4 separate regions of the Homo sapiens genome follow, and all the other regions are linked to region 1. A link is a loop called in an ENCODE intact Hi-C map of the cell type or tissue named here. Cell type or tissue: heart right ventricle. All regions are shown on one strand. Links, peaks and the distances in the headings refer to the core of each region. The heading gives the core; the rest is flanking DNA.

Evidence for each region. Hi-C counts contacts between places; a loop is a spot of excess contacts. Peaks named below come from ENCODE experiments on the same cell type or tissue, not always from the same donor. Only the 100,000 strongest peaks of a DNase experiment are listed, where the experiment ranks them.
Region 2: a loop joins it to region 1, with 5 times the contacts of the local background. A loop is called at or near these places in 5 of 110 quality-filtered maps.
Region 3: a loop joins it to region 1, with 19 times the contacts of the local background. A loop is called at or near these places in 104 of 110 quality-filtered maps.
Region 4: a loop joins it to region 1, with 3 times the contacts of the local background. A loop is called at or near these places in 62 of 110 quality-filtered maps.

The regions. Positions count from the first base shown.
Region 1 is chr15:81,271,497-81,277,739 of GRCh38, forward strand. It overlaps IL16 (interleukin 16), which reads left to right. Exons shown (of 19, transcript NM_172217.5): 6 at 1,594-1,708. Among named protein-coding and RNA genes, the nearest start is that of STARD5, 50 kb to the right of the region's middle. RefSeq lists enhancers at 3,572-3,866, 3,592-3,886. In heart right ventricle, for the core only: a CTCF peak has its summit at 3,714 (motif pointing right); a DNase peak (open chromatin) is centred at 3,735; H3K27ac peaks cover 1,760 bases.
Region 2 is chr15:82,194,694-82,200,249 of GRCh38, forward strand. The region is part of intron 15 of EFL1 (elongation factor like GTPase 1); the gene reads right to left. Among named protein-coding and RNA genes, the nearest start is that of EFL1, 65 kb to the right of the region's middle. RefSeq lists an enhancer at 3,567-3,626. In heart right ventricle, for the core only: a CTCF peak has its summit at 3,499 (motif pointing left); DNase peaks (open chromatin) are centred at 1,298 and 3,488; H3K27ac peaks cover 1,497 bases.
Region 3 is chr15:81,397,292-81,403,534 of GRCh38, forward strand. All of the region lies in intron 6 of TMC3-AS1 (TMC3 antisense RNA 1), which reads left to right. Among named protein-coding and RNA genes, the nearest start is that of TMC3, 26 kb to the left of the region's middle. In heart right ventricle, for the core only: CTCF peaks have their summits at 3,558 (motif pointing left) and 3,766; no DNase peak of the experiment used is centred there.
Region 4 is chr15:81,330,584-81,336,826 of GRCh38, forward strand. It overlaps TMC3 (transmembrane channel like 3), which reads right to left. Exons shown (of 22, transcript NM_001080532.3): 20 at 6,026-6,068; 21 at 4,137-4,392; 22 at 505-2,679. The coding sequence ends at 1,836. It overlaps TMC3-AS1 (TMC3 antisense RNA 1), which reads left to right. Exons shown (of 7, transcript NR_120365.1): 2 at 1,762-1,958. Among named protein-coding and RNA genes, the nearest start is that of TMC3-AS1, 9.4 kb to the left of the region's middle. In heart right ventricle, for the core only: a CTCF peak has its summit at 3,471; no DNase peak of the experiment used is centred there.

The DNA of each region.
Region 1 (6,243 bases), core at 663-5,662:
GTGTATATAGATATGGAGACGGGGGACCTGGGAGGTTGCAGGACTCGTCCAAGGTGACTTGGTTAGTGAGGAGCCGAACCAAGGCAATGACCCCAGGCTGTCTGACCCCTGGGCCTTGTTCTTAACCATGACGCCATCCTGAGTCCCCAGGATGGGTGAGACTTTGAGTCTAGAGCAGCCGTCTCAGCCAGGACAAGGCTAGGGGCCCGTGGAGGAGCCCTGAAGGGGCTCCTACCTCACCTTTTCCTAAGCCTGTGCTACTCCCGGACACCATTTGTCCTGCCCATCCTGGAACACACACCACCTTCACCAGAGGCTTAGAACAGCTGCTCATCCCCACGGCTCTCCCACTGACTCCCTACAGTGTCAAGAAGATGGAGGACAGCGTGTTGTCTCTGTGGCACGGGGTGATGCTCCTAATCAGCGCAGCGGCTCTGGCCTGAAGTAAACTGCCCATGAGCAATGGTTCTGTTACAGCAGTGGCCATCACTTTAAAGGGTCTGTCTAGGAGCCAAGCTACTGGCCACTGCCTGGCATGCTTGTACGTTGGACCCAAAAGCCTGGCCTCCAGGTGCATTTATGCCTTTATCCTGTAATACGTGCTTCTTGAGCACCTGCCTGAGGCCAGACACAGAAATAAGATGCATTTACTGTCTTCAGAGAGCTTATAGTCTAGAAAGCTGCTTATTAGACTCAAGCTATGCCCTCTAGGGCGGCATGGGGTGCCTTAGTCCTCAACAAAATTGAGCAAGTCACATGGATTTCCTTTGCTGCTTTTCAGGTCTGCCAGGCCATTCTGTGAACTCACTGGCCGATTTGCAGGGGAAGCTGTGCCCACCCTCCCTTCTCTTCCTGCTGTAGACCTCACTCAACCTTTCCCGGGACTTATTCCTGTTTGGCCTTCTCTACTGCCTTCTGGCTGCTCCCCAGCTGGAACTATCTGCTGAGCTATGAGTTTATTCTCCCAGAGCCACCTGTACAATTCCAGGATATGTTTGTTGGCTCATGGGAATCACCTAGGACAATGGCAGATAGAGCAGGTGCAGGAGGGAGAGCACGTGATTGGAGGGATGTCCTTGAGAAGGGGATTGAGAAGGCCTTTGGTGGGAGAAGGGCTACATTGTAAAGCTGCTACTATTATTACTATTGTTGGTATTTTTATGATTGTTGCTAGGCATTTTACTTTCAAACACAACCCTGTGAGTTAGGTAATATCATTATTATTTTAAAAGGAGGGAAACTGAGGTTCAGAAGCAGAAAGTGATTGGCCCAGGATTGCCAACTGGAGGGACAGAGCCAGGGTGCTGGTCTCCATCCAGCCTCCCTCTGTGTGGGAAACTTCAGATTCCCGCGAAAGCTCCAGACACTACCCAGCCCAGGCTGGCCTTCATGCCGCTGCTCTTCCTATTTTTGTTGTTGTTGTTGGTGTTGTTGTTGTTGTTGTTGTTAACCTCTGAGACCTCTGAGACCAAAGGCACCTTCTCTCCTTCCCAATCCCTTTGTTCAGGGCTGAGGCAGGCCCTCAGAAGGCATCAGGCCAATGAGAAGCATGGAATACTACCCCTAAATCAGACCTTCTCTTTTTTTCCCCAGGGTCTGGGCTTCAGCATCGTTGGGGGAAAAGACAGCATTTATGGCCCCATTGGGATTTACGTCAAAACCATTTTTGCAGGGGGAGCAGCAGCAGCCGATGGAAGGCTACAGGAAGGTAGGCTTCCCAGCCCTTTTCAGACCATGGTGGAGGAATCAGAAGCAGAATCCAGAATTGCTGGGGCCATAGAAGATGTTGGGAATGCAAAATGTGTCTTGAGTTGTCAGGATACGGCCAGCATGCATCCTGGGGTCTGCAAGCAATGGGGACACAGCTCCCCCGAGGGGGTCTTCATTATGACTGGCAGGTTGGTTGTGCATGTTTGCACATTTAGCCCCTGGCACCGTTACCCCTTAGCTGGTCTTGGGGCCAGCCTGGGTGGGACTGAAGTCTGAGGGGTCTGTTTCTGACCCTTCCCTCCTCTCACCCATTCTCTCGGCTGTCTTTCCCTTTCCATCCAAGATCCTGTCTCAGTTGCTGGGATCCGTTAACACCCCCTCTCCTTCATTCTCCCTGTCCTTCCTAACCCACAACCATAGGGAAACCAGGTTCAATGCTTCCAACCCTTGTAACGGATGAGTCTGATAAACATTTGCTAGGAGCCTACTGAATCCTAGGGTCTAGGAATACAGATAGAAACAATCAGGCATGATTCCTGAAGAGCTCATGATCTGCCACAGGGACCCTCTCTTCCACTCCCCACCCACCTTTCTTCCATCAACCCACCCCCTCTCAACTCTTTCATATCCTCACAAGACAGAAGCCTCATCCATCCTGGGAGTGAGGGGCCAGGGAAACAGAGCTGCCTGTCTTCTTGTCCTGTAGAGTCAGGGTTCCCCCCACCCCCACCTCCACCCTAAAGTCATTCATGGATTATTGAGCAACAGGTTTGGCCCAAAGAAATTGCCAGGTTTCAACTCAGGAGGCAAAGTTCAGGGGCTGGAAGTCACAGGGCAGAGAGTACCCACTGCAGGCCAAGGACTGGGCCATACACCAGAGGTCTGAAGAGAAGTGACTTCATAGCATTTTCACTCTTCTCTGTCAGCTCGCTTTCTATAAGCTATGCTGGGAGCCTAACCACCTTTAATCATCTAACTTGCTTAGGGCAGGGTAGGCACACTACAGTCTGTGGGCCAAATCTGGCCCACCGCCTGTTTTCAATGTCTCATGAACAAAGAAAGGTTATTACATTTCTAAATGGTTGAAAATTTAAAAGTGTTTTTGATTATTTTATGATATGTGGAAATGAAATGAAATCCAAATTTTAGTATCCATAAAAAAGCCTTCTGGGGACTCGAGCACGCTCATCCACGTACCTGTCATCCAGGGCTGCTTTCATCTCAGCAGGGTGCCCCCATCTCAGCCTCACAAAGTGCTGGGATTAGAGGTGTGAGCCACAGTGCCCAGCTAGAAAAAGAAACCAGAGAAAAAGGATGGATCATATACAATGGAACCATGATTAGGTGACAGCAGATTCATCAGTAACGACCAGGTCCAGAAGTCAGTGTAAACATAGTATTTATATCTGAGTTGCTTGGTGTAATGTTGAATTCAGAGAAAGTGCTCCCTGTTTGTGTATTGAACAAATTGAAAGAAAGGGAGAAAGTGGTTTTCTGTTCACATAGAAATGGATTTTATGTTACAGCATAGTGTGGAGTGGTTGCAGCTCACAAAGGTTAAAACTTTTACCATCTGGGTCTTTACAGAAAAAGTTTATCAACCCGAGCACTATGCAGAATTACACATACAGATTTTAGGGTGTGGGCAATGGCGAGCCTTTGAAGGTTTTTATACTATGGGAGGGACCTGCTGTGACCAGGGTTTTCAGAGGCTTCAGGAAGCAGAGTGTAGGATGAAGTGGGCCATTGTGAGCCCCAGGCTCCAGCTCCAAGGACTGCACAGAGGCGGTAACCCTGGGAGGAGAAGGGAGCAGATGAGAGAAGTGACAGAGCCTGAGCAGAGGTCGCAAAGGGCGGGGCGGGTCAGAGAGAACTGGAAGGTTTCTGGTCTTAGTAAACTAGAGAAAGACATTGCCTTATATAGAGTAAGAGGCACTGGAGGAGGAGGAGGAAAAGGAAGGCAAACCAGGATGTGTAGGTTTGAGTGGCAGAAGGGAGAGCGATGTCCCTGGATGACCACGAGATGGCGCTGTCCAGCAGGGAAATGACATCCGTTCTCTCTCCGTTCAGGGAGTTAGAAGTGAATGCAGACATTTGGGGAGCATGGACATTAGAAAAACAGCTGAAGTTACCAAGCAGTTGACGGGGGAGGAGGGGGGGGAGGGGAGGGGAGGGGAGGGGAGGGGAGGGGAGGGCCCAGATGCCGTTCTAGGGGAATAGCTAAATCAAGAGGGTGGTGGAGAGGAAATGTCAAAGAGAGGAAAAAAGAACAGTGGGATCAGAATTGGGAGTGTGCCATCATGTGTTTTATTATCTTTTGTACTTTTCTGTGTTTAAACAAAGGGGTGGGGGAAGGGTTGAAGTGGCAAGAAAAGAGAATATTGTGTTTTGTTCTCTTTCCTGAATGTAAGCCTGCCCAAGCCAAACTTTTTATTTTTTCTGAGCATTTGCCTCCCTTAATTAACAGCAATCATAAAAATTGAAGATTTCAATGAGTCAAGACTCTCAGCTAGTATATGATCCCTGATTCTAGCCTCAAACATTGACCAAATCATCTTTTGTAACTTCTTTTAAAAGTAAATATTTGAATCTTGAATTCAGGGCAAATACATTAGTTGCAACAAAAGTTTGGTGTACAGATCAAGGCTACTAATGTTTTACTTTTATTCCCCTTCCAAGAAACTATTGTGTAAGATTTATTTGGCAAAACCTAATCAGCCAGCTTTTACCAGATATAGCCAAATAAGGACAGGACATTCCAAAAAGCCCAGAGCTGGGCTGTGTGGCCCCAGTAAGATGGACATTCTAATAACTTAAAGAGAAGTCTAGCCCCTTAGGTAATTAAGAATGGACATTCTGAATTTTTGTTGTCTATCCTTCTTTCAGCACACATGTAATTATATTCTGATGTTTTAAATGTATCTATTTTCCTTCCCAGACTTGGAGTCTCACAATGACAAGGACTGGTTCCTTTTATTTTTCACTTTGGCTCCAGCAACCTAACAGACGGAACTGATCTGAATACTCTCCCCACCCTGCCTCCAGCCCCTGTTTCCAATACGTAGACTTGTGAAATAATATAGCACATCCAAAATCAAAATAAAGACGTGGAAATGCCCAGCTGCTAAGAAACAAAGAAACAACTTTAAATCTAAGAATGGCAGACTCAGGGGTTGATGATGTGGCGGGGAGGGCTGCTGGATGCTTATAGACCTTAAGGGCTGGAACTCAGATTTGAATGCCCACATGGGCAGAGGGGACAGAGCCTTGGGTCCATGTGAGGCTCTGAGAACCTGCACACAGCCTTGATAATGAAAGAGTTTCCCCTCAGTAAAGCCAACAGGCCCCAGGGGAGCAACAAGGAAACTTAACTTTACCCATGGCTCCTCAGTTGGCCAAAAACATCTCTCACCAAAAAGTGAATATCAAAATTGTGTCATATATGGGCATGCAGGTTACATTTATAGTTCCTGTAAAGCAAAGGTAATGCCAAGGTAAGAAATTAATATGAAAACTAGTCCCAAACCAGTGAAAACCTTGGGGTGCCAAATGGAAATAAAGGAAAAACTGGCAGTGACCTGGGGTGTATGGGAATCCCATAGAAAAACAGAATATCCTGAAAATGAGTTTATAAAGATTACATACTATACTACATCAGGAAATGTCCACTGTTGAGGAGAGTCAGCAGAAATAACAAAGAGGAGCGTTAGCCCTTAACAACTTAACAGAACAATCTAAAAGAGACTATAGAATTGCTATGTTTAAAATCATTTTAAAAAGATAAAAAAAGGAATATAAACTGTAAGACAAGACCGGAAACAGTAAAAAAAAAAATAAGTGGAAGTGAAAAAAATAACTTTTGGAAATGAGCAAAAAAAGCAGTCATTGAAATAAAAAACTCAATGGATGGCTTAAACAGAAGATTAGATGCAGCTGTAAGGAGAATTAGTGAACTGGAAATTATCCAGTAGGCCACGCAGATCAAAGAAGAAAAAGATGAGCACTAAAGAAATATGGAGAATAGGTTGAAAGGGTCCAAAATACATTTAATAGGAATTTTAGAAAGAATAGAGTGAAAAGGGAGAGATAGTATGCAAAAAGATAGTGGCTTATAATTTTCAAGAACTGACTTAAGGCATGATATTTCTGCTTGAGGAAACACAAAATGTTTCCTTTCTCTCTAGTGCATCATAGTAAAACTGCAGAATATCAAAGACAAAGGAAAAAGAAATCTTTTCTTTCCTTTTTTTTTTTTTGAGACAGGATCTCATCCTGTAGCCCAGGCTGGAGTGCAGTGGTTCAATCACAGCTCACTGCAGCCTTGATCTCCCAGGTTCAAGTGATCCCCCACCTCAGCCTCTGAAGTAGTTGGGACTACAGGTGCATGCCACTACATCCAGCTAATATTTGTACGTTTTGTAGAAACAGGGTTTCGCCATGTTGCCCAGGGTGCCCCCATCTCAGCCTCACAAAGCGCTGGGATTAGAGGTGTGAGCCACAGTGCCCAGCTAGAAAAAGAAACCTTAAAAGAAA
Region 2 (5,556 bases), core at 557-5,556, 920 kb after region 1:
ACAGGCATAAACAGGATGTCCTCAGCAACCCACGTTGTAAGGCCTCCCTAGTTATGAAAATAAATAGCTTGCTTTACTCAAAAAGATAGATGAAGTTAGTGGGTTCAAATGCTCAGCTTCTCTACTTTTCCACAAAATCTAGTAGTCAATGTTTTCGGAATCTTGTAATCAATGAGGCAAAGAAAACAAAATAGGATACACAGAAAGATTCTATGATGAATACAAAGAACAAAACTATGGATCTGCTATATTTTAAAATAAACTTAAACTTGGTAATGACTTGTGACCTTGGGAAATAATGTATTTTTATATCACGTAGCGTTCAATATCAATACATTCAAATTATTGTTATAATTTTACTAATAAACTGTCACTTTCTACCTGTTTGGGCTTTTCTTAAAGACAATTTTATATTTTAGCATAGGTTTAATGAACTTGGTTTCGGTTATAAACTTGTCTAACCTCATAAGGGGAAATTTTTCAAATGTATTATCCAAAAAACTCTGGATGTATCTGAATTATGTAGAAATCAGACTTTAATGAGCCAAACTCAAATCCAGAAAACACTCAAAGTTACTCTGAGGAGTGAAGATATTTAGAAAGACCTAAGTAAGACTAATGTTCTGTTACCCACAAACTCTTAGAGCTGTGTTTTCAGGCTGTAAACCGTGCTAGTGTATCTCATGTCTGGGCAGATTAATATATCTACTAATGAAAAACACACACCCAACCTCGTTGCCTACTCTAAACTGATGTAGGCCCTTGGGAGAAATTAATTCTTGGGGAACACAGTGAACATGAGAATCAACGAAGATGTACACAAGCTGGTGGCCACATCCTAGAAACTCAAGTTTCCTAATAAGCTGGACCTCCAGTCTCTCTTTGTGATTTGCTGTCCCTCAAGTTTCCCATATGTAACCTAGAAGCTAAACGCCAACAAACTAATGAGTAACTGTAAGAATATCTCCTAGAACTTCCACAGACTCCATTTTCCTCCTGCTCAAACTTCTATTCCATTTCTGTGCTCAGAAGCAGCACCTGGGAGGGGAGCACACAGTCATTCATTTATTCATTCCCACCCACACTTGAACATGCATCCTAGTAAAGTGCACCCAGGCTCAACATCAGAGATATGCCTAAAGAATGAGGACCCTTGCCCCAGGAGCTCCGAGACACTAACTGAAAACACAAACAATGTAAAGGAATCAATGTTCTAAGGGAGATCTATTAAAAGAAGTACAGGAACTCAAAGAAAGGAAAGAGCCAGATGTATCTGTCTGACGCAGTTGGGGAAGGCTTCCAAGAGGCGGTGACATTTAGCTGGCAATGAAGGGAGAAAGAACACTTGAGGAGAAGAGACAGCGTGTACCGAGACACAGAGGCATGAAAATCGTGGTATATTCAGGAGTGCTGAGAACTGAAGCATAGGGAGGTCAGAAGAAGCAGACAGTGAAGGGTCTCTTTCCAAACTGAGCAGAACTGACGAATCCTCACTGTCAGCTTCTCTCTTCCTTTTGAGGAGCCCAGCTATTTCTCTGCCTGTCCTTTCCAGTGGTTTTGCCCCTTACAAAGGGAAAGACCCGGGTTCTAGATCAACTCTCAAACTATCAGCTGCCCAAGCTTGGAGGAGACCCAGCCTCTCTGTGAGTCTCAGATTATTTATAGGAGAAAGGGCCTACAGAACCTATGAAACTCAAGGGTTCTATATGCAGAGTATCAAAAATCATTAGAGCATATTTTCATTTTTAATAATCATAGTAAGTGAGAAGAATCAGTAACAGTGTTTCAAATAATCTCAGCTATACAACTACACAGAAAATAAAATTATAGCTAATAAGCAATGGCTGGGATAGTGTAATTTGCTGAGCAAGTCAAAATCCTTTCAGTTTTTTAATATGCAAAATGAAGAGAAATTTACCACTAAAGTTTGTTTCAAGGCTTAAGTAAGAAAACAAACAAAACTGACTCAGTGAACACCTGGCATGCAGTTGGTACTAAATAAACGTTGGTTAAATCTAATTTGATATATCTTTCAAGTGCATTAATAATTGTGGCTTCGGCCGGGAGCGGTGGCTCTCGCCTGTAATCCCAGCACTTTGGGAGGCCAAGGCGGGCGGATCACGAGGTCAGGAGTTCGAGACCAGCCTGGCCAACATAGTGAAACCCTGTCTCTACTAAAAATACAAAAATTAGCCGGGCATGGTGGTGGGTGCCTATAATCCCAGCTACTCAGAAGGCTGAGGCAGGAGAATCGTTTCAACCCAGGAGTCAGAGATTGCAGTGAGCCGAGATTGCACCATTGCACTCCAGCTTGGGCGACAGAGCAAAACTCCAACTTAAAAAAAAAAAAAAAAAATTGTGGCATCATTGTTAGTATCAGTTAACAAAATATATGCAAATATAGTGAAACTGATTATGTAAACTGTTTAGAAAGTGAAAATTTACTATTGTCATTTTAGAAAATTGAAGGCTTGTGGTTTTGAAGAAAAACAACTATTATACAATAAATCTACTAATTGCTCATTTTGTTTAGAGCTAAAAAAAATGTTCCTCTTTCCTTTCCACCCCTATTCCCAGGGGACAGAAAATTTACCTTTGATTTCCAAGCATATCTGATTTCTTCCAGTCATTATAGAGTCAAATAATAAAACAAATTCAGATACAACAGTGAAGGAATAACAACTTTTACTTCAATTCTACACTTGAATCAATAGACTCAAATCCTTAGAAATATGATCATCAATGCAATTATGTGCTGAACTGCTAAATTAACAGTCATCTGGGAAACATAAAACAAAACTAGTGACAATGTGCTTCTAATTGCATGGGGGTTCAGGATATTAGTGATATTTTATATTCTGCTTCATTGCTCACTAAACAGCATATATTTTCATAATAATGCTTTTTTCCAACTAGAAACAACCAAAGGTGTCATAACTCAATTTCCAAGATGAAGAGAAAACAAAAATAGAGAAAATATATACAGTTGAAACAATGCCTTTAGTAGTTGGAAGAGGGGTAGGAGGGGCAAGAGAATGAAAAAAAGGGCCAAAATAAATTTAAATGCCTGCTTTGAAGTCATTCTTCAGGTTGAAACAGCAGGCTAAATCAATTTCAACTCCTCTATATTAATGATTCAGTCATCTCTAAGCCTCCAGTAATAAAAAGTGCCTGCCTGCCTGCCTACCTGCTGCCTGCCCTGCCTGCCAACCTGCCTGCCTGCCATGTGTAAGACTCTGGGCTAGGCAGGGGGATATAGTCTATAACCTACAATGAGAAGTCCTGGGTTGTGTTAACGAAACTGTAGCACAGTAAAGCACAAAATCTACTGAGCATTCATATGCCGTTAACCCTAAGGCCCTTTATAAACAGTTACAGGCTACACGTTTTACACATGGGCACTGGTGTGGACAGAGCACAGGCTCATGCATGCGCTGACATTGAAATTGCACTCTGTTTCTCTGTGATTTGATGAAAATCTGTGGGAAAGGCTGCCCCCTTGTGTTCATCTCAGTGCAGTTGTGACCCTGCTAGAGCTGGAACATTGCAGATGCCTTTTACCATCATCCCATGATGGCTTCAGAGAGGGGACTTCGGCCTGCTCAGTCTCTACCCAAAATCAAGGCCAGTGTAAACGAGAAAGTGCCAATGCTTCTGAGCTCGTTCAAGTCCAAGAAAGCCATTCTGGACCTCTCCCGAGGCACAGCCAAGTGAGCTAGTCCTCATGGATCCAATCAGGATAACTATTTTGTTTTGTTTAAAAAACAAAAAACTCCTGCTTATGAGAAGAGATCTTTGGAAGGATGGAATTCCTCTATGTCAAATGGCCTCTGGACCTCTGGCTGTCTGAATGTCACTTAAAGCAACCCACAGATAGAGAAGAGGGCACAGAGGGTACTGAAAACAGCAACGTAACTAAGAAATACAGGAAAACCCAAGACATGGACAGTGGAAAAGGTGAGGAAGGGTCCTGGAAAACCAACCAGGAGAGAAAGGAAGGCCATAGAGATTCATCTACCTCAACTTCCTTCTATGCAGATGCAGTTTCAGGTCTGGAAATTCCCACAAAGTGGCCAACTTGCCAGAGGTCCCACTGGTAAAATCCAGTGCTGTTTCTCCAACCAGAGGATGCCTTATTTACTAGTTTGCGATCAAAACTGTGAAGCACCTACAAATAATTTGGAAGACTAAGCACCCAGTATGAGAAACCTAACCTAGTGATCAATATAGAACCAAACATATAGTAAGCACAAAATAAATGTGAGTAAATGATTAGGATATAAAATTAAGCCAATAAAGATTTCACTTTTCAGAGGAAAAAATAGTTCACTGCATTAAAAAAAAACAAAACCTGCTTTTTTTCTTTTTAAAAATCTTTGGATCCTGAGAAAGGAAGGCTTATGAAAGACACCTTATATTCCTTCCTCCCTCTCTCACATCCTTCCACCTCCAAATCCCAAGTCCAAAAACAGATAAAATTAGGGAGAGGCTATGTCAATGCAGGAAAAGGTCTTATCCAAAAGCCAAAAACTTTGAAAAATGGAACTAGATTAAAGGCCACCCAGGTATATTAGAATTAACTTATGACACTAAGATAGCAGTTGGTTGCTCCAGAAGTTGAGAAAGAGAGAGAGAGAAAGAGAGAGAGATCCTGGGCTTCACAAATATCCGAGAGTAAGAAGGCCAAGGGCATAAGTCTTTGTCTCAGGGAAGACCCTCAGGCAAAAGTAGTTCTGGCTGCTGCCTTCTGGCTCAATTGGAGACAGCTAGGACTGCGGCCCGCAAAATAAGACCTTGTATGAAAATGGAAAAGGCTACTCCCTCAAAAGAAACTAGTGCTGGGATAATTTTAACTGTTTCAAATCATTTATTTGGTAATAATAAAGAAACCAGAACAACATAATGCTGGGTTTAAGCTGCAGTCCCAGCTTTAGCTCCCTAGTGAACTTATTTAAATTCACACACATGAATTTATTTCTTACTATGTATGCATGTATTATGCATAGATAGAAGTCTGGAAGAATACACCGATAACACCTGTAGGAATCAGCCCTAGGAAGGCAACTTGCTTAGCTTTTTCTATATAATTACCTTTACAGTAAAAGAGTGGTCATAATTTACTTCTGTAAATAAGATGTCTTAACATAGACATTTAATGTATCGCAGGAGATAAAATCATTTCAAGTTTATATAGAATAAATGTTTAAAAATAGCCCCCAATTATTAAAGCTAAAAGTGACAGAACCAGATTCAAAAATGAATTATTGATACCCTCAAAATCAAACAATACAGGCTTGCAAATACAGCAGAATAGAAAACAGCATCCAGAAACAAACTACAGTTGTATGGGAAACGTGGTAGTGAAACAGCGGGGAAGGAAGCAGGGGCAGGGGCAAGTTTATTTGATATACTGTGCTGGCACAACACCTATGCATCGGGAAAAAAACAAACCTGAATACCCAAGCTTATGCATTACCTGGGTCATGCCCTAGAAAGGCTTAGCCAGGCACATGAGAGTTATAGAACGTAAAACATTCAAAGAAAAACACAAGGAAG
Region 3 (6,243 bases), core at 571-5,570, 130 kb after region 1:
ACAACAACCTTATATAGTTGGGCAGGATAGTTCTTGTCCTGTTACAGATATGAAATTCACCGATATATGCAACATATTTAGTAGACATCTACAGGGTTCTCCATGCGCCCCATAAATTCTACCTGTTCCATAATTATTTCCTTGGAGGAAAGTCTTTCCTTCAAAGACTCACAATTCTGTAGGAGGTCAGGGACCATCCTGTGTTTCTGGCAGAGCTGAAATGTATCCTGGACCACAGAATGGAGGATGTCCGCATGGTCTGGGTTGGATGGAGGCTTGAGTGAATTATCACAGCACAGAAAAATGTTATTTTCTCTGGACAATTTAAAAACAGTGGTGACCACTTTCTACTTTTGGTTTCCCCATGATGGCAAAAAGAAATACAATTGGACTCTAAGATGATGGTGACTCATGATGCCTGCTCCCTTCATTGCTGCAGATCTTTGGTTCTTATTGTCTATTATCTACCTTGTCCCTTCCTTCTATAATCTCCCCAGCTCCTGATATCTAAAGGCAGGACATCTCAACTCTCTATCTTAAACTTAAACCAGTTGCCCATCTTCCTGCCATTCAGCTTTTCAATGTAACCGTCAAGTACCTGCAGCCTTTCTTTTCTGGTTCTGCATTGGATGATTGATGTTTCATTGACCTTGTGGAGGAAAGAGGGTACAGGTAAGCAGTAAAGACTCCAGGATACCAGTGATGACATTATATGATGCTAAAGAGTGTGTGTATGTGCGCGCGCGTGTGTGTGTGTAATGTGCACAGCCCTTTTTTACTTTTGAGACTCCGAGACCCAGTGATAAGTGAATTGAGCAAGGCTGCACTAAGAAGACAACTGCTGCCATCTTGGGCTTGAAGAGATTCATCTTAGAATACTGAAGGGAGAATTTTCCCCTCCACCTTTACAATCCCTGATTTGGAAAGATCTTCTCCTGTGATAATTAACTGGTCCCAGGCGTTGCCCTACTCAGCAGCAATGGATGGATAGGAGGGAAACCTGGAGATAATAATGGCAGCTTTCAGGGAATCCCATCCTGTGAAGACGTTACCTTCAAGACCAGAAAGAAAAGTTATGCTCTCGTCATTTTCCTGCATGTTGGCCCTACTACTCAGCCCTTTACCCCTACCCCATCCTTCCCAACAATGAGGAGGTGTTGAGTAACCTTGTTACCTTGTTAAAGAGACTGAATGATGCTGCCACCTTTGTCCTATAAGGAACTACTTGGTTTGAATTTCTCCAAGTCTATGCCAAACTCCTGAATGAGTTTGGCCCGCCTTTGGTTTATACTGTTTAGCCAGCCCTGCTCTAACTAGGCTCCTGTCCGCCTGAGAAATATGTCCCTTTCCAGACACCTGTTTGTCCTCTCCATAGCCCTGGCATGACCTGGGCAATGTGACACCCAGAACATGCCTGGATCTGTACCTTATCACTAACCAAATCCATGTAGGAATACTAACTATTTGAATTCCTTAGCTCAGTATCTGAGTCTGAATATGCATAGATTAATATTTCCCAAATAATCTGATTCCATTAGCGATAATTTGAGAAATATCTTGGGACAGTTGGAAAGACTTCAGACCTTTTCCTTAGTCAAACTGCAATGCTTTCAAAAGTTTTCTAGCACAGTTTGGCCTGCAAACAAATTTAGTTCATTTCAGTAGGAGGTAACAAAGCTTTCTGTACCTGCCTTCTTCTGGTGTAGTTCTTGTTTGCACTTTATTTCTCTGCAATGTCATGGGGGGAAGCCAGGTAATAAATAGAGACAGATAGTAAACAGACTCCTAAGTATTTAATGGGGTTGGTCGGATTTACGGCTCCAGTGTCGTAACACAGAATTACCCAATTCCTTCAGCTGCTTAGTAAGTTTCACATTATCACACAAATCAAGGGTGACTCTCTTAAAGTTGTGGTGATCATCTGAATGCTTTTCTTCATTAGATGTCAAAGTAGGAGAAAGACAACTATTTTGGAAGGTTCTCAGACGTGAAACACTGGAAGATATCTGTGAATCTACCTCCCACTCTCTATCACCATGCCCAGGAATGTATTTCCTTTGTTATATTGACACTGGCAACTCCCAGATCTGATTGCCTTGATGTAGCCTGGAGCTACGAGAGGTCCTTAGAATCTGTTCTTGCCAGTGGCCCCTTTGCAGAATTAATAAAAAATCTTATGCACAGTAATAGCAAAGCTTTGCTCCCTCTACTTGACTTTTGGGAAAGCTTGGCTCATTGGTAAACATGTAATGTTCTTTATATTAAAACAGAGTTCTGATACTCTCAGAGTTGGGGCAAATTGTTAGCCTTTCACCAAAACTTGAAAGGCTTTCTACGTTAAGATCCAAGCTCCTGCCTTATAAATATTCTGAATTACAGTCAATTTTGGAATACTCTTGTGGCAGAGAAAGTAACATGCACCAAATAGTCCAGGCTTGTGTTGAGTTAGAGCCATGCGACAAGTTCTGGCCAATAATATATGTGTGCGAGTGATACATGCCCCTTCTGACAGAAGCAGTGAAAAATTTATGAACAATATTTTAGTTTTCTTTCCTCTACTATGGCAACTTAAGTTGTGTGAGCCAGATAATGGAGTTTCAGGATGATGGTTCCTACTCAGCCTGGGTCCCTGAGTGACTGTATGGAATAAAGCTCTGCCGACACTTGTTAGACATGACCATGTGTAACAAATAAGCCTTTGTTAAGCCACTGACCATTTGGAGTAATCTGTTACAACTGCAGAACAGAGCATATCCTGATTAACAGAATTCCTACTTCCCAAATTTCTGCTTCCTTTCCTGGCTGCATAATTTGTCCAAGCTGTCTGTCATCTACATACTCCTTTACCCTATTTATGGCTTATACTATCTCATCTGACCTTCATGGTCTATCCTAAACGTCATCTCCTTCCCAAGGATCTCCGGTTTCCAGTTGGATGGGATACCCTCCTCTTCTCTGCTAATAGAAAGAGTAGTATACCTCTCTTAAGGCAATCATCTCATTTGCTTCTCTTCCTCATCCATTTAACTTAGAGCTCCTGGAAGGTGAAGACCATGTTTGATTCACCCAAACACCCCAAGGCCCCAGCTGAACATTTTGTGGTAGCTACAGGTGGATATTATTTAGTTTGAATTGAGTTTTCTCCTGAGGTTAGCAATGCGTAGGCCAATGTAGACAGCAATGTGAAATGATTTTAAATAAGTTATCTGCCTGAAACATAGCAACAGGGAGAGAAGAAAACAAAAAAAAAAACCCTTTACATGAGTAAGTGTAATTCTCAGAAAATAAGAGAAATAGCATATCAGAAAAAGACATAGGAAGCAAAAGTGATGCTTGCTGAAGAACATCAGAATGGGAATTAGGAAACAAACTTCTAGATTTGACTCCTTTGAAAACTAATTCTGTGATCTCTCTGGAACTCAGGTTCTTCATCTTGTACGTGGGATCAGAGGCTGGACGATAAATTAATTAAGGTATTTCATTCTGGAATTTTACTTACAGAAACCCCAGGTGCTGAGATGTTTTCCAGGACTAGGATGAAGTCTCCATCTTGTGGCTAAATTAAGTTCTGCAGTCACTCAACATTATGAACGTCAAGATCCAAGTCAATTTAGTGGAGCAGCGTAGATTAGGTCAATAGCTTCTGTGAGAAACAGAAACACATCTTCTTAATGCAAATGCAGCAGGACAGGTTCATTCGCAGCCATTTGGAAAGGAATTTAAACTTGGACAACGAACTGTGCAAATATATTTATTCATTCTTTTACTAAAGAGAGGGCCTGTCTTATCTTTTCCAGACTTGCATTCCTTGGCTTGTGGCCCCTTCCTCCTTCTTCAAAGCCAGCAATGTAGCATCTTGCTTCAGCCCTCACATTGCCTCATTCTTATCTGTCAAATCTCTCTCTGCCTCACTCTTATAAGGACACCTAGGTGATCCAGAATACTCCCATCTCAAGAATTTTTAATTTAATCACTTTTACCATATAACATCCGCAGTTTCCAGAGATTAGGATCTGGATATCTTTGGAGACCATTATTAGTCTACCACTGGGAGAAAGTGAAGGGGGCTGGGGAAAGTGTTTCCAGGAACACAGTAGTCTGTCCAGCGCCCCTTCCACCACTATCATTGGTGAGATCGTTGGTAGCAGCTGTGAGGTGTGATAGAGACTGACTTTTCTCCAGTTCCAGGGGCTCCAACTGGCAAAAGCTCATAACTGTTATCATCCCCCTGACTTCAGTGATCTGCTCAGGAAAGGGCACTTGAACAAATTCAGACCAGCTCAGGAGCCTCTACCCTCCACCCCCGTAGTTGTGGAAAAAGTTTTCATATCAGCTATTCTGGAGGTAGCAAAAAGAAGGCCAAAAGATTACAGCCCTTTTTGTTTGTTTGTTTGCTTGTAAGCCTTGTGGTTCTATTTGACTTTTTAAATTATGCGCATGAATTACTTGGAGACATTTTTTAAATTGAAGTGGAAAAAATAATTTAAAAGGGAAAACTAACTAAAGTAATATAATTTCAGAGTATTGATTATTGTCCAGAATATGCTTTGTTTTATTATTTTGCTAATAAAATTAAATTCACTGTACATTGTTCCAGAAGTATGTTGACTCTAAGGAAAATGTTTTAAATGGAATAGCCTGAGGATATCATTGTGGGGAAGTATTGGATGTCCTTGATCTTTTCTGTTCATTGTAGATGTTTTCTAGAAGACAGCACATCTTAAAGATATTTCAGGCTTCTTATGAAGGAAACAGTAAACCTTTTACAAACTATATTTTCCAATTTTCTTGTCTTTTCTTGAAGTACCACTGTACAACTCTTGTTGGAGAGCTACTGTAATTATTTGTGACATGTTTTTCTTTGGCCAATTCTCTATGGCTTCTACTCAGTACAGCCACCTCATAAGAACATGAGATCACCCTCTCTGCACGTGGCTTTTGGAAGCTGCCATAACTTCATGGGTTCAAAGCTGGGTTCTCTTGGGACCTGCTTCCATGCAATGGCAGTCAGTTCATCATCTGCTGTGGTTCATTCCCTCAGCTTTTGACTCGGTCCTGGGTGTGCCTGAAAGAGAACCCTCTTCCCTCATTGCTGTCCTGAAAAACAAAACCCTCTTCTAGTTCTCACTAGAAGAGTGACATATTGTTTTGGGGGAGGAAAGTAGTGTCTCCATGTGTCACCTCGTTTCTCTCCAGGCACACAGTGCTCCAAGGTAAGGGATGCTTACAAGCTATATGACAATGAATGCACAAATTATTCAAAGTGAAAGGGTTTTAAAGATCAGTGAGTTCAATGTCTCCTCAAATGCGAAAATGCCTGTCAGAAACTCCCTGACACATCATCATCTTGCATCAGATACAGTATTTCCAGTTATAGGAAAGTCATGACTGAAATGCATGGAATCAGATTTTTCAGATTGAGAGGTCTAAAGTAGTATTTCTCAATGTGATGTCAGTGGAACACTTGCAGCAGGGTCACCTGGGATGTTCATTTAGGATTCAGATCCTTGGGCCCTGTCACCTACTGAACCATGCTGTCCAGGGATAAAATCCAAGCATATGCCTAGAAGAAAGACTTATTAACTACACTGAAGATTGAGATTAATTGTACTAGACTAACTCTCCTATACAATTCTCAAAAAACCTTGACATCTATTTGTTGAATGTTATGGCTTCTCCCTAGAAAAAGCCAGATGTGTGCCTAAGTTGCCTGCTCCCCCACCCCCTGACATTATCATATATTTAATTAGAAAAGTCAATGCCATTGACTTTTTAAAGCCAAGGGCCTCCTAGAATTATGTTTTGCAAAATGTGCTATACACATTGCTTATGGTATATCAAGTAGTCCACATATGGTTAGGCAGTTTTGGAGATAAAAATGATGAAACAATCCTATTTACACATGTTTTATAAATTTGAAATGTAATATTAATTATACTTTTTAAATTCCACTGCATTTTAATGATTATATCATAAAAGTTGTAAATGTGCTCCAAGAACTGCGTTGGTAAATTTGTTTCAGCTGTCATTCAGCTAACAGAGTCTTGTGAAAATTTTCCAATGTCACTTGTATTCTATTAGTTGTGATTCTTGTTCTTAAATTGCTGCGTGGAAACTAATCTATGGTGACAATAATCAGGGCTTGGGAAGGCTTGATTGTAAACAGGCTCATGACCCTGGGAACTTTTGGGGATGCAGCAATTATTTTCTTATATTGATTATGTTGGTAGTTCCATGGATGTA
Region 4 (6,243 bases), core at 506-5,505, 59 kb after region 1:
GATTACTTCCAATCTAAGTGTCCTGACTCATTAATACAGATATACTGCCCAGTTAGCAGAGTAAAATAAGTTCTCAATAAATGTTAGTTCCTCTTGTCATTACTAAACTGATTATTCATACAAACTAAGCATTGTGATATCTTTAAGGGTGGCCATCTGATTTGTGGTGCTTATTAGAGAAGATGACTTTTGTCTGTTGAAAGACAGCATTGCAATACAAACAGTTCACTCGTATCATTCCGATATCTCAGCTGAGGCTTCAGCAGGCAGGATGAGATATCTCTGGCTTGCTTATGATTTGCGGTCAACCCAAAAGGAGGCAAAGCACTGAGTTCCATTGAAATGATGGCCTGATGTGCTTCTGGATGCAAAGAGCCCCACGGAAACAATCTGCTCATGTGTGGTAGTGTTACAGTAGGTAGCCAGTTAGACATGAGCAGACAGTGGGGGCTCCTGCCAACGAAATGTTGTGGGACAATCAAAGATGGGAGACACTGAACAGAGTGAGTTCAGGAAAGGTCTTTATTAAAAGGTGATCACCTGGCTCAGTAGGACTAGCGTCCAGGAAAGTCTGAGCCCTGGATAAAGAAAGCAGCCACCTTTTAAGCAGTCGGTGGCCGGGAGTACGCGAGGCAGGAAGCGTACTTACAGAAGCGAGAGCAAAGGCAGTTGTTCAGTCTTTTACATTTATCTATACTACATGTTCCACATCCCTGGGAAACCATGTTTCTGCATCAACCTTGTAACTTTGCAGCTGCGCTAGGGTGGTGAAGCAGGAACTCGCTGAGCCTCAAGGAATGTGAAACTAGCAAGTACAGATAAGGCTTGCTGAGCACAGAAGGAAAAACAGGCAGTTAGTGTTCTTCTTTAACTTAGACTATGGGGGAGCTACACTACACTTAGCTTTTGAAGGAAAAAGTAAAAATTTTTGGTTGTCTTTGATTATACTTGTAAAATTCATGAATTCCTTCTTCAACACAACCCCCAGGAATGTCAGGCGACCATCAGGTGATGGTCAGGTGGCTGCTGATTGTCTCTCTAAAATAATAATTGGTCACAGCTGGCACCAGGGAACGACAGTCTCCCAATAGATAGAAAAAACCTGAAACTGGTGATCGGCAGCTTCCCCATAAAATGTCAGGAGTTGGGCGAGTGGGCTCAAACATGCGCACTAAGAGACAAAATGGAGCATTCCCCTGGTAAGGGAAGAACCTCGAGTGAGCGCGTGCACAACTCCAGTAAACACACTGCGCATGCTCCCCTCCCCAGCGCTAGCAGGCCACTACTGCGCATGCGGACAGCCCACCCCAAGGGAAGAAAGGGAAGAATCGTGGGGAGAAGCAACGCAAGACCCCGGAAGCATGCCAACGTGTAAAACCCCAAGTCAAAGGTCAAACAGTGCACTGGATCTCTCAAGTCGCCTGCTTGGCCCTCTACTAAGTATGTTTTACGTTCTTTCATTCCTGCTTTAAAGCTTTTCAGTAAACTTTCATGCCTGCTCTAAAACTTGCCTCAGTCTCTCCTTCTGTCTTGAGCCCCTCTGCCAAATTCTTTCTTCCGAGGAGGCAAGTATTGAGATTGCTGCAGACCCGTGATGATTCACTGCTGGTGACATACTTTGGTGCCACCTAACTCGGATAAATTTGGCTAACAGTAGCTGTAGAATAGGTATCTGTAGCCCTGTCAGCCTCAGGGCCTCAGCTAGCAGCCGCTGACCATGCCCCTCAGGTCTCTAACACACTTGTTCACCTCTTTTTCCAGAAAGGGAGATGCCATGTGCTGGCCCAGCACTCCAACAGGGGCCTGACCTCTAGGAACGGGACACTGGAGGAAGCCTAGACATCTGAACAAATCAAGTCATCCAGATCCACGGTCAGCTCCTGCCCCGACTTGGCCTTCCTCCTGCTGGGCTGGCCCACGGACCTCGGGAACCTGCCCTGGCTGTGGGTGACCTGCAGGTACTGGTCAGCGCTGCTGTTCTGCTGGTCACTGCTGGATGCTGCCGACACGGAGTCAGATTCCGTGAGGGATGGCTCGAACCTGGGCTTCCCTCTGGGCTTCAGAGGGGGCTGTGGGTATTGGAAATTCCGGGATCGTGGCTTTCTGGGCACATAGGCTGGCCTCTCAAGGTGACCCTCAAAATCTTCATTCCACGACTTGTAGTGCACCCTCCCCTGGTGCTCGGGATCCCGGGTCTGACTTTCGGACCTCTCCCCAATATAAAAATGAGGAGCCCGACGGAGGTCTATCAGGGAGCGTGGGGGAAGAGACCGTTTGATCCAATCTCTGCTTGGCGTCTCCTCCTCTTCTTCACTCAGCTGTGGGGAGGGAGGCTGGCGGGGGACCCGGGATGCATATTGTCGCACGTTCCTGGGGTACAGCTCCACAATGTCACCTGAAGCATCTATCTTGAAATGTCTTTCTGGCCAGACATTTAGATGTTTTTTCTTGTAAGAGTCACATTCATTAATGACATAGTATCTGGGGGCGTGGGGCCTGGGACCCTGTGCCAGCAAAGTCGAGGCCTGTGGTCCACGGTGAGGAGGGTTGATTTGCTGAAAGTCTTTTCGGAAAAGAGGTTCTGAGTGTACATCTTCGATGTGCGTTGTAAATGTCATAGGTGTGCGCGATCTGTTCCTGTGAAGGTCACTGGTGCTTGCACACAGACCGTGCAGATACCTGTAAGACAGGGGCGGTTAAGTAGCTGTGGCCTTGGTGGTCTCAGAGCCCCACACCTGAGGACTGTGAGCTGTGAGCAGTTCTCTGAGCATTTTCACTGAGGCTGGTTCCAACTGGTTAATGGGTATGGATTGTGTGCACAGAGACATTTGGGGGACAGGGCTAAACAGTTTTCTTTACTGCTGGAATTTTCAGAACCTAAATCAGTGATGTACACATGAGTCTCCATGAAGACTGCAGAGCGAGGGGTGTTATGCTAGTGTATTTCCTCACAGAGCCCTCTTTGTGTCAAGAGGCACATAGTGGGACTAGTGTCTGTGAAGCACATGTTAGGAACACAGTTTCTCATCCTTTCTGCTAAGCAGCTGTCTGACTTCTCAAGCACTTCTCTGAGTTTCCACTGGTGGGTGGAGGGGAGTTGTACATATTAAACAGTTCTTCCCTGGCCAGGTACGGTGGTTCACATTTGTAATCCCAGCGCTTTGGGAGGCCAAGGCAGGTGGATCACTTAAGGTCAGGAGTTTGAGACCAGCCTGGCCAACATGGTGAAACCTGGTCTCTATTGAAAATACAAAAAAATAGCCGGGTGTGGTGGCAGGTGCCTGTAATCCCAGCTACTCGGGAGGCTGAGGCAGGAGAATTGCTTGAACCTGGGAGGTGGAGGTTGCAGTGGGTCGAGATTGCACCACTGCACTCCAGCCTGGGTGACAAGAGCAAAACCCTAGTCTCAAAAAAAAAAAAAAGTTCTTCCTGATAAAGACTTGAATCTGTATGGTGGCTGTAGTTTGACCCCTAGGGGCCTCTCAAGGAGTGTTTGAACCCTTTCTCCTTGTCAAGACCCCACAGAGACAGGCAGACAACTCCTTATATAACAAGACTTCAAGTTCTTTGCTAACTTAGTCATTATCTTTAAAAAAGAGAGCCCCTGTATTTTATCTATATTGCTTTCGCTGTGCTACATTCAGATCAAATATAATTCTCCATATGAGTTTGGGCCACCGCAGGTCTATCCCCTTCATCTTTCCAGGGGTCCTACCTCCATTAAAGTAGGAAGGGATCTACTGCTTTCTTTGACCCCATGTAATGCATAAATGGTCTTGCCAATAACTTGACCAGACTAGGGCTAAAATATGGAAGATCTTGCCAATAATATGGCCACTGTGGAACTAAAAAATAAACAGTTATTTTCTTAGCCTAGACAAATGTTTATCCTAGGTTGGCTGGAAGGTTTGCTTACAAGTTAAATGGCAGATAACCTAGGAGGAAGAATTTGTCCTGTTTGATAAACTTTGACACCCCCACCCCGCCTCCATTTCTTTTTAGTACCAGCTGTCATAGTCTCCTGACCCATGCCTTCTGGGAGAATTAGAATTTAATGGCCTTGGCCTCCTGAAGCTGCAGAGGCCTTCAAATCTCTCACATTCCAGGTTTTAATCTGTGCTGCAGTGGAGCCTCACCTGTTAGTTTCATGCTCTAGCCTGGATTTGGGGACCCCAGGGAGAGGTGAGCTAGGAGCCCTGTCCCCTGGCCTCGGGCTCTGGGGCATGGACTGTGCGACTGTCTCTATCCTGCCACTCTTGCTGCTCCCTGAGTCAAAATGGGCCACGTTGCCGTTGTTTTGGGGTGTGCCCGAGTGCGCTGAGGACAGCTGGCTGGTAAGATCACTGTCGTTTGGAAGCTTCTTGGTGCTTTCTTCCTGGGTCTGGATTCGGGCTGCAGGGAGAGGGAGGTGTTGTGAGAAGACAGGTGTCACTGAGCAGGTGACAACTTCAGATGAGTTGAGTTGCAAGGGTTTTATGACATCCAAGAGTTGGTCCGCAAACAATTGAGTGCACTTACAAATGCACCTAACCAGTGGGCAACAAACATTCTGTAATTCAAATGATTTCATCCCTGCAAGTTGGAGCTGGGAGTGTAGGAGGAATCAAGTGAACACAAGGCTTTACAGTGCTCCATCTGATGCTCCCATGAGGCAAAGCAAGTACTTAACAGCTTTGGGCCTCCAGTTCCTTATCTATTCAATGGAGATAATAAAGCTTACACAACAATTATGATTCTTTGGAAACAGTTCACATGCATTCTGAAAAAAGATGTGGTCTCGAGCTGGAAAATGAACACTGGACAATGCTATTGTTATCCTGAAACAGTCTATGTGGATTCTGGCTTTTGAAGGTGACCTGAACTAAATTTAATTACGCTTAATTGGCAAATAAGCGATGACGATTACAGAGGCATTTTATGGCGTGAGCCACAGTCACTTTCAGTAATCATTATCAATTGTAGGCTTCTCTCTGAAAAGCTGATGGAGCAAGCAAGCATAATCCTTAGGCCTTAGAGGTCTTGCTCAGACATTTTTCTGGAGAGGAATATTTCCCTTCCAATTAGTGAAGTATTGCAACAGCTGTGAGAGCTAGCCCCTAAAGCCCTTCTGGGTCCCATTCTCATTCATGTAGGCTGTGCCATGTTAATGGTGCCCAGTGAGCCTTCTAGCTCACAGCACTCTGTTAGTGGTCCTGAGAAACAGATCCATCTCCTTCGAGCTGCCGTTGCCCACTTTCTTCCCTTCAGGCCACAGCAGACTTCTACGCCACATGCTTCCATTCTCCCTGCTCTGCAGGGACAGGACAGAACCTAAGGAGGCTCAGGGAAGGGACCTGGGAGGGAACATTGCAAGGAAGAGATGGGCCATGGAGAGGAAGTATACAAAAGTGACCCAGACAAAGAGATTCTTTGGGCTTTCATCCACGTGAATGTGCTGCTTTTCCTCTCCTACTTCGATACTTCCTTCTGATTTTACACATGTTTTGGGATTATTCATGGGCCTGGATATGATATAAAAATTAAAGATTTAAAACAACATTTATATCCCTAGATTTTATTTTATTGTGCATAGTTACTGGTGAAAAAACACAGGTTATCAGGAATTTGTATTGGTAGTATACCGCAAACTACTTTAAATGGCTGTATTTTTAAATGCCCACTAACTGAGACAGCAGATCTCTGCATTTAAAAAAAATATTAGGACAGGTGCAGTGGCTCACACCTAGAGCTAGCTCTAGGGGCTAGCTCTCCCCAGCACTTTGGGAGGCCAAGGTGGGTGGATCATGAGGTCAGGAGTTTGAGACCAGGCTGACCAACATGGTGAAAATATAAAAATTAGCCAGGTGTGATGGCACGCACCTGTAATCCCAGCTACTCAGGAGGCTGAGGCAGGAGAATCACTTGAACCGGGAAGGTGGAGGTTGCAGTGAGCCGAGATCACACCACTGCACTCCAGCCTGGGCGACAGAGCAAGACTCTGCCTCAAAACAAAAAAACAACAACAAAAAGAAACGGAAATACTTACCTTCTACCATCTGGGCAACCTTTTTCTTATCCTCTGATCTTGCCTAAAATGCAAATGATATGCATGTTTGTTTTGGCTTTAGCAGGAAGCAGTAACAAATATTATTCCTGGGGGAAGAGAAAAAGATTTACATGCCATAGTTCTTACCTTGGACCATAACTGTACTACTATTGCCCCCTATGGACGGTATGCTCTGGGCTCGGGCCTGTTATTTGAGT